2 separate regions of the Homo sapiens genome follow, and region 1 is linked to region 2. A link is a loop called in an ENCODE intact Hi-C map of the cell type or tissue named here. Cell type or tissue: right lobe of liver. All regions are shown on one strand. Links, peaks and the distances in the headings refer to the core of each region. The heading gives the core; the rest is flanking DNA. Region 1 overlaps GINS1 (GINS complex subunit 1). Region 2 overlaps NINL (ninein like).

Evidence for each region. Hi-C counts contacts between places; a loop is a spot of excess contacts. Peaks named below come from ENCODE experiments on the same cell type or tissue, not always from the same donor. Only the 100,000 strongest peaks of a DNase experiment are listed, where the experiment ranks them.
Region 1: it touches region 2 in a loop (5-fold over the local background); 1 of 110 quality-filtered maps calls a loop at or near these places.

The regions. Positions count from the first base shown.
Region 1 is chr20:25,423,086-25,427,476 of GRCh38, forward strand. It overlaps GINS1 (GINS complex subunit 1), which reads left to right. Exons shown (of 7, transcript NM_021067.5): 5 at 2,126-2,242. Among named protein-coding and RNA genes, the nearest start is that of GINS1, 18 kb to the left of the region's middle. In right lobe of liver, for the core only: no CTCF peak of the experiment used is centred there; no DNase peak of the experiment used is centred there.
Region 2 is chr20:25,494,677-25,499,067 of GRCh38, forward strand. NINL (ninein like) reads right to left here. Exons shown (of 24, transcript NM_025176.6): 9 at 3,534-3,670; 10 at 1,987-2,127. Among named protein-coding and RNA genes, the nearest start is that of NINL, 89 kb to the right of the region's middle. In right lobe of liver, for the core only: no CTCF peak of the experiment used is centred there; a DNase peak (open chromatin) is centred at 1,675; H3K27ac peaks cover 376 bases.

The sequences.
Region 1 (4,391 bases), core at 178-4,177, 72 kb before region 2:
CCTTTTTAATGCTGAATAGTATTTCTGGTTTTTTTTTTGTTTTTTTTGAGAGACAGTTTGACTCTGTCGCACAGGCTGGAGTGCAGTGGCATAGCTCGGCTCACTGCAACCTCCGCCTCCCTGGTTCAAGCAATCCTCCTGCTTCAGCCTCTGGAGTAGCTGGGACTACAGGTGTGTGCCACCATGCCCGGCTAATTTTTGTATTATTAGTGGAGGTGGGGTTTCACCATGTTCACCAGGCTGGTCTTGAACTCCTGGCCTCAAGAGATATGCCCACCTTGGTCTCCCAAAGCTGGGATTACAGGAGTGAGCCACCGTGCCTGGCCTACCCAGAGGTTATTAAGGTTATTAAGATATTTTTCTTTTCTTTTTTTTTTTTTTTTTTTTTTTTTTTTTTTTTTGAGACGGCATCTCACTCTGTCGCCCAGGCTGGAGTGCAGTGGCTCAATCTTGGCTCACTGCAAGCTCCACCTCCCGGGTTCAAGCCATTCTCCTACCTCAGCCTCCCAAGATATTTTTCTTCTCTCTTTTTTTTTTTTTTTTTCCGAGACGGAGTCTCTCTGTTGCCCCCAGGCTGGAGTGCAGTGGCATGATCTCAGCTCACTGCAAGCTCTACCTCCCGGGTTCATGCCATTCTTCTTCCTCAGCCTCCCGAGTAGCTGGGACTACTGGCGCCCGCCACCACGCCTGGCTAATTTTTTTGTATTTTTAGTAGAGACGGGGTTTCACCATGTTAGCCAGGATGGTCTCAATCTCCTGACCTCATGATCCACCCGCCTCGGCCTCTCAAAGTTCTGGGATTACAGGCGTGAGCCACCGTGCCCGGCCTTTTTTCTATGTAATCTTTTAGGAGCTATATTTTACCTTTTACAAAGAGATCTACAGTATTGGGATTAAGTTTTGTGTATACTACAGGAGGCATGCTTCATTTTGAATATAGATATTGAGATGACCCAGCACCATGTATTGAACAGATCTGCCTCTCCCATCACTGTGTGCATGGTGCCACCTTTGTCATACATTGAGTGTCAGTATTCCTGTGGATTCTGAATGGGAGGACTTTTTCTTCTGTTATGCTAGTCTATCTGTTCTTATACCAATTCCACTGTTGTAATTACTGTAACTATATAGTATAGTTGGAGCAAGTTCCCATCTTGTTCTTTTTTGAGAGCATTTCAACTATTAGCCCTTTGCACTTCCATGTAAATTTTAGACTCAGTTTGTCAGGTTCCATTTTAAAGAAAGTTAAGATTTTGATTGAGATTGAATTGAATCTATAGATTGTTGACGTTATTACAATATTGAATCATCCAATCTGTGAATATGGTATTATTTAGGTCTTTCATTGTTTTCAACTTTTTTTTTAAAATAGCAGATTTACTGAGATATGATTCATACACTGTGAAGTTTACCATCTTAAATTGTACAGTGCAGTGGTTTTTAGTATATTCAGAGTTGTTGTGCATCCAATACCACATTCTTATTTGAGAATATTTTCATCACCCTACAAAGAAGCCCTGTCCCCTTTATAGTTACTCTATATTTTCTTCCCTCCTCCCAGCTCCTGGAAATCCCGAATCTACTTTCTGTCTCTATAGATTTACCTATTACAGGTTTTTCATATGAGTAGAATCATGCAATATGTGGCCTTCTGTCTTTCATGTGGTAATGGCAATACGTTTCAGAACTTCATTGTTACTTATGGTTAAATAATGTTCCATCATATGGGCACATATCCATTCATCAGCTGGTGGACATTTGGGTTTTCTTAACAATGTTTTATAGTTTTCAGAAATAGCATCAATGCAGAGTTTGAAGATATAATTCTGAAATGGCGTCTTTTTCATGGTTCTGTTTCTGGTCAAAGATTCCTAAGGTTTATTATTAAGTATGCTGAAATGTAAGCTCTCTGAGAACAGAGATTTTTGTTCACTTTATTGAATGATTCATTGTAAGTACCCAGACCAATGCCTATATCATAGGAGGCAATTAATATTTTAGCATTAATGAATGAATGGTCACAACAGTGATTTGTGTTGGGATGTGTACTGTTTTCGAATGGATGATATTCAGTGTGTGCAAGTTTTCTTAGAATTTTGTCAAATGATCATCTCTATGTTTGCAGATGGAGTGGTTTAATAATTATAAAAGATCTCTTGCTACTTATATGAGGTCACTGGGAGGAGATGAAGGTTTGGACATTACACAGGATATGAAACCACCAAAAAGCCTATATATTGAAGTATGTATATCTTTTTAAAATGCATTTTTCTTTAATGTGTAAATTGTGCTACCTTTTAAGAAGAGAGGAGTATATGAATATGTGTTAGCTTCTATTAAAATAGAAAAGAAGCATAGACCAAATCAAACAAGCTACCTGTAGGGGGATGACAGAATACGATGGAACAGCTATAATTTTCTGAATATACCTGTTTTAATAGTTTTGAGTATGGAACCCTATAAATGTTTTAGCTATTACTAAAACAAAGTTAAATCAAAATGGAAAATCAGTCCCTAAATTTTGAAAGTAAAATGAAACAAATGTCAAAACAAAGTTAAATCAAAATGGAAAATCAGTCCCTAAATTTTGAAAGTAAAATGAAACAAATGTCAAAACAAAGTTAAATCAAAATGGAAAATCAATGCTAAATTTTGAAAGTAAAAAAAGCAAATGTCTTTCAAGTTGGTGGATTAGTCAAAACAAGAGGTATTTTTGTTTCATTTTGTTTATTTTTTCTATTTTTTAAATAATAAAATACATATAAAATCTACCATCTTAGCTATTTTTAAATGTACATTTAAGTGGTATTAAATATTGTTTAACATTCCATATTGTTTTGCAACTTTCATATTGTTTTGCAGCTGTCACCACCATTCCATATCCAGATTTTTTTCATCTTATAAAACTGAAACTCTACCCATTAAACAATAACTTCTCAATACCCCTGCCTCCCATCCCCCAGCAACCACCATTCTACTGTCTGTCTCTGATTTTGACTACTGTAACTACCTCATGTGAGTGGAATCATATAGTATTTGTCTTTTTGTTTTCTTTTGTTCTCGTTAGAGAATAATTTCTGAGAAGCTACAAATGACAAGTTATTTGTCTTTTTGTGACTGGCTTATTTCACTTAGCGTAATATCTTCAGGGTTCATTTCTGTGGTATCTGTGGTAAGAATTTGTGTCAGAATTTCCGGCTGGGCACGGTGGCTCATGCTTGTAATCCTAGCGCTTTGGGAGGCTGAGGAAGGAGGATCACCTGAGGTCGGGAGTTCAAGACTAGCCTGACCAACATGGAGAAACCCCGTCTCTACTAAAAATACAAAATTAGCCGGGCACATGCCTGTAATCCCAGCTACTTGGGAGGCTGAGGCAGGATAATCGCTAGAACCGGGGAGAAGGAGGTTGCGGTGAGCTGAGATTGCACCATTGCACAATTTTTTTTTTCTTTTTTTTGAGATGGAGTTTCACTCTTGTTGCCCAGGCTGGAGTCTAGTGGTGCGATCTTGGCTCACCGCAACCTCCGCCTCCTGGGTTCAAGTGATTCTCTGGCCTCAGCCTCCCAAACAGCTGGGATTACAGGCATGTGCCACCACCCCTGGCTAATTTTGTATCTTTAGTAGAGACTGGGTTTCTCCATGTTGGTCAGGCTGGTCTCGAACTCCCGAGCTCAGGTGATCCTCCCTCCTCGGCCTCCCAAAGTGCTGCGATTACAGGTGTGAGCCACTGCGCCTGGCCCAGAATTTCCTTCCTTTTTAAGGATGAGTAATATTCCTTTTTCTGGCTATACCACATTTTGCTTATCCATTTATCCATCTATGGACACTGGGTTGCTTCTTTATTTTAGCTATCATTTTATGATCAATGCTGCTATGAACGTGGATATATAAATCTCTTTGAGACTCTGCTTTTAATTTTGGGGGGCATATATCCAGAGTGGAATTACTAGATCATATGGTAATACTATGTTTGAGGAATTGTCATACTGCTTTCCACAGCAGCCATACCATTTTACATTCCAACATTACGCAAGGGTTCCATTTTCTCCACATCCTCACCAACACTAAATATTTTGGGGTTATTTTGTTTCGTTTTTGAGACAGAGTTTTGCTCTTGTCACCCAGGCTGGATGCAGTGGCGCGATCTCGGCTCAACCTGCAACCTCCACCTCCCAGGTTCACCTCAACTGCAACCTCCACCTCCCAGGTTCAAGTGATTCTCCTGCCTCAGCCTCCCAAGTAGCTGGGATTACAGGTGCCCACCACCACACCTGGCTAATTTTTGTATTTTTAGTAGAGACACGGTTTCACCATTTTGGCCAGGCTGGTCTTGAACTCCTGACCTCAGGTGATCCTCCCGCCTCAGCCTCCCAAAGGCATGAGTCACCATG
Region 2 (4,391 bases), core at 138-4,137:
GCGGCTGCAGGAGGTGCAGCGGGGACCCCCTTCTGCCCAGCACAGATCCGTGGAAACCCTGAGGACATGGGTTATGGAGATGGGGGGCGCCCACTGGCCTTAGAGCTGGCCCCGGACTGTGCCTGGCTCTGGAAGGCCTGAAGGAGAGTGGCTGGGCTCTGCCCTCATGCTTCTCCCACCTGAGGCTCTTGCTCCCCAGAAAGCTGACCAGTGGCCTTCGGCTGACCCAGAAACAGTGTAAGGCCAGGAGAAGGGAGACCTGGGTGTCAGCTTCACACACGCACGCTCACTGCTGCGGGACTGGGCCAGTTACTGAGCTGCTCCAGGACTCAGTTTGTTTGGCTGAACAATGGGGATAAATGGCCTATTTGGTCCCAGTGGCTGTTACGTGAGGCGACCCCTGGTGCACACAGGAGACACACCACAGCTGTCTTCACCAACCAAACTCACTTCTCCAGAGGCCACGGACCCATCAGTAGCCCCTCAACCCCTGGAGCCCCAGGTTCACGACAAAGATGCTCAGGGCTTCTTTGGTAAAGGAGCAGCAGCTTCAGGCTTCAGCCCGCAGTGCAGCTGGCACAATTCCAACATGCGATGTGGCCAGCAGCCAGGCTCCCATCTGCAGGCTCACCCTGGGGACTCCGCAGCACCCCAAGCAAACCGCCCGCATCCCTGGAGGGTGCCACACCACGTGGCTCCATCGCGCATAGCTCTTCTTTGCTAGCCACGCTCAGCTGAGCCACCACCACCAGGACCATGGCAGCGAGTGCTGTGTCTGTGTTGTGCAATGCAGAGGGTGGGCCGACCTGCAGACCAAGAACCCAAGGGCGTGGGGACAACAGGGCCAGGACTGCAGCCTCGGGCAGACCTCCCGAGCCAGCAGAGGACCCACTGACAAGGGAGAATGGCAGGGAGGCCAGCCATGTCTTGCTGCCCCTGCCCAAGAGCTGTGACTCAGAGCCAGGAAAGCCTGTCCTGAGCTACCCCGGAGGACCCTCCAGGCATGCGCAAACTTCAGGTGAAAAACAGCAGCTCAGCCCAGGCAGACATGTGCCCCACCAATGACGTAGAGAAGCCCCTCTCCCTGCCTGAGCCTGGGACACCCTCTTGGGCGGAATTTCCTCAGATGTTCTGTTTGTGAACCAGTGCGGTGGTTGTATCCTTAAACAAAACAAATCGGAAATCTAAGGCCAGGCGTGGTGGCTCACACCTGTATTCCCAGCACTTTGGGAGGCTGATGGGGGTGGATTACTTGAAGTCAGGAGTTGGTCATCCTGGCCAAAATGGTGACACCCCATCTCTACTAAAAATACAAAAATTAGCTGGGTGTGGTGGCAGGCGCCTGTTTAATCCCTGCTACTTGGGAGGCTGATGCAGGAGAATTGCTTGAACCTGGGAGGCGGAGGTTGCAGTGAGCCAAGATGGCACCACTGCACTCCAGCCTGGGATACAGAGGGAGACTCCATCTCAAAAACAAAAACAAAAATAAAAACAAATCAGAAATCCTTTTCTCTGGTCTATCCAGCCACTGTTCCACACAACTGTCCCCGCATCGGGGTCACTACAGCTGTGATACCTGGAGTTGGGTTCCTTCTCTGGGCTCCTTCTACCTGCTGGGCCAAAAGGAAACCATTGCCAGTCCTTGCAACATAGCCACCTGCCTCTTGCATCACAGGCACGCAGCTAGGGGCCGAAAGGCTTGGCTTATGTGAGAAGAGCCCAGCAAAGCGAGGGCAGGAGGCAGGACCTCCTCGGCCCATGGGGACGTAGCCAGGGCCAGGCACTGCACCAACCCCAGGAAGAGCAGGGCTCTGCTGCTTTCTCAAGGCTGTGCCCCCTGGATTCCCCCTGACTCAGGTGAAATAGGGGGGTCTCCACTGAGCCACACCCGCAGCTCTGGCCCCTGGCAGCCCTGTGTCCACTACCTGCCCTCAAAGGGGCTGGGGAGGCCCAGGTAAGAATCCACCACCTGGGCCCAGAACCCACTTGATTTTCTTCTCCGTGAGCTGCTCCAGGGTGGAGTGGCAGTCGTCCATCTCTTTCACAAACTCCAGGTTCCTCTTCTCGGCCCTCTCCAGGTCCTGCCTTGCCTTGTCACGCTCCCTTGCCAGCTGCTCCACCTGCCCTCTGCCACAGGAAGGAGACAGGGTCAGATGGGACCCCACTGCTGGCCTGACCCGCCATGCCAGGTGGCTCTGGGCCCCATATCTGCATCAATGATAGAAACTAGCACACCAACTATACAGCGGGCACTGCTCCACCAGCCTGCTCCTAAGGCAGTTTCTACAACTGCTATGCTCATTTTATAGATGTGTACACTGAGAGAGAGGGGCCACGTGACTTGGCAAGGAAAGTTTCTAGGTGGTTTCTAACCCAGGAAGACTGAGCCTGGAGTCCCACAGCATGCCATATCACTTATGCAGCCCCAGGGCATGTGGGAGTTGGTTTGTGAGCCCTCTCATCGGCAGCTGGGCGTGGATCGCAAGTACCTAATTCAGTAACGGGCATGTGGCGGGGAGGATGGCCACCTGTTAGCCCTGCATGGGCATCCCAGCACGCTAGTGAGCACACAGTGAGTCACCAGAGCACAACGCAGTGGTTGTATGTGGTCTCAGCTCTGCCTGGCCACCCTGACCCAGCTGAGGCACTGTGTAAATCATTGGTGGCACCTGCTATTCCAGTGACTGTTTCCCCACGAAAGGAGCTTTTCTCCCTCCCTGTCCCAAGGCCAGGGGAGGGACCTGGGCAAGCCTTTCTCCAGTTCTATCTGCAGAGCTGCCTGAGGCCAGAGGCGGCTCCGCTGTCTGCACCTGGACAGATGCAGTCTTTAGGATTGAGATTGTGGTTTCTGCCAATCTTTTCTGCAGCTTCAGAACATTGACAAAAACACCACGACAATCTTTTTGCAAATCTGCTTAGCAGACGGATGGCCTGAATGGTCAGCCAAACCAAACAGACACAATTAAAAGGGAATGGGTTCTCAGCCCAACGTCACGGGGCATTTTGTGACCACGTTTGAAAAGCGCCTTTCCTTCCTCCTGCTGACAGCCCAGCCTGGGAGCCCCCTGGCGCGAGAGGCAGCGGCAGGACCCCACCTGGCGCTGGCAAGCGCCTGCACCAGCATGAGGGGGGACCTCATGTCTGTCCCTTCGAAACCTCAATGAAAAGGGCTCAGTGGGGGCCCCCAACATACAGATCCCAAGCACCTCAACAAGTGGGAGGAAAGCCAGCGAGCCTTAAATTGTGTAGACTCAGACGGCACAGGTCCTCAGGCCCCACCCAGCCCAGAAACACGGATGAGCGGCTGCCATTCACCTGTCCATGCTCCGTGGCTAGATTCTGCTCCTGTCCCTCTGCGAGCGCCGGCTTGAGGGGCCAGAGAGCACGGGACAGACAGTGTGCAGAGCCCTGCCCCAGGACTGGCCATGTGGGGTGGATAAGAGCTGACTGGTGTCCTTTGTGTCCCAGACCCCCCTCCAGGCCCACCTGGCCAGCCACACTGCCACGTTCCCCAGTCCCCTGTGGCCTCTTACTGCTGGTAGCTCAGCTCCTGGTGGTAGCAGGCCAGGGCTGCCTGCTGGACGGCACTGTCCACTGTCATGAGCTCGTTGTCAAGGGCCCAGGTCAGCTCCAGAAGGTTCACCTTCTCGTCCACGCTGAAGTCCAGGCTCTGGAAGCAGCAAGCCTGGTAAGCAGGAGAGGCTGAGGGACTTCCCCAAGCAGACACCTCTTTGCTCCCTCCCTGATCCAGGGCCTAGCCCAGCATGGCTGTCCCAGGCAGCACCTGCCCCTCCTGTCTGCCAAGGTCTCTGCGTCTTGAGGGGTGCTCCTCCTCCATCCCACGCAACTCTGGTGGGCTGTCAATGGCCTGGTCCTCCTGCCTCTGCCTCAGGGGTGCGTAGGCCCAGGCTAGACAGAACCCCTCTTCCTGGACAAAGTGTCAGACACAGGCAGGGGCAAGTCCCCTGCAGGCCCTTCATGGGGACTGCTGTGGAGGCCAGGGCACAAGGCCCTTTTCCCTCTGAAATAATCTATTTTAAGGATGTGAGCCTTGGGATTCCCTGCGATGAGGCCTGACCTGCAGCTCATGCCACCAAGAAGAGCGTGGAGAGATGGAGGGGGTCCCCACAGCAGCCCTCAGGCTTAAAGCCAAAAAGCTTTCCAGAGCGGGGTGTTCCTCCCCACAGAAATGTGAAGAATACACTAATAAACTTCAAAGCACAGAACAGCCGGCATTTTACTGAAACAACAAAAAATAGAGTCACACACACCCTAAGACCCTCAGCTCAAGGGAGCGGCAGCTAACGTTCTGTCGTGTTTGCTTTTTCCGCCTTGGGTATTCCTGGCTCTGCTTTCCACTTGTGGCTACAAACGCCCTGCTCAGGCCGGCG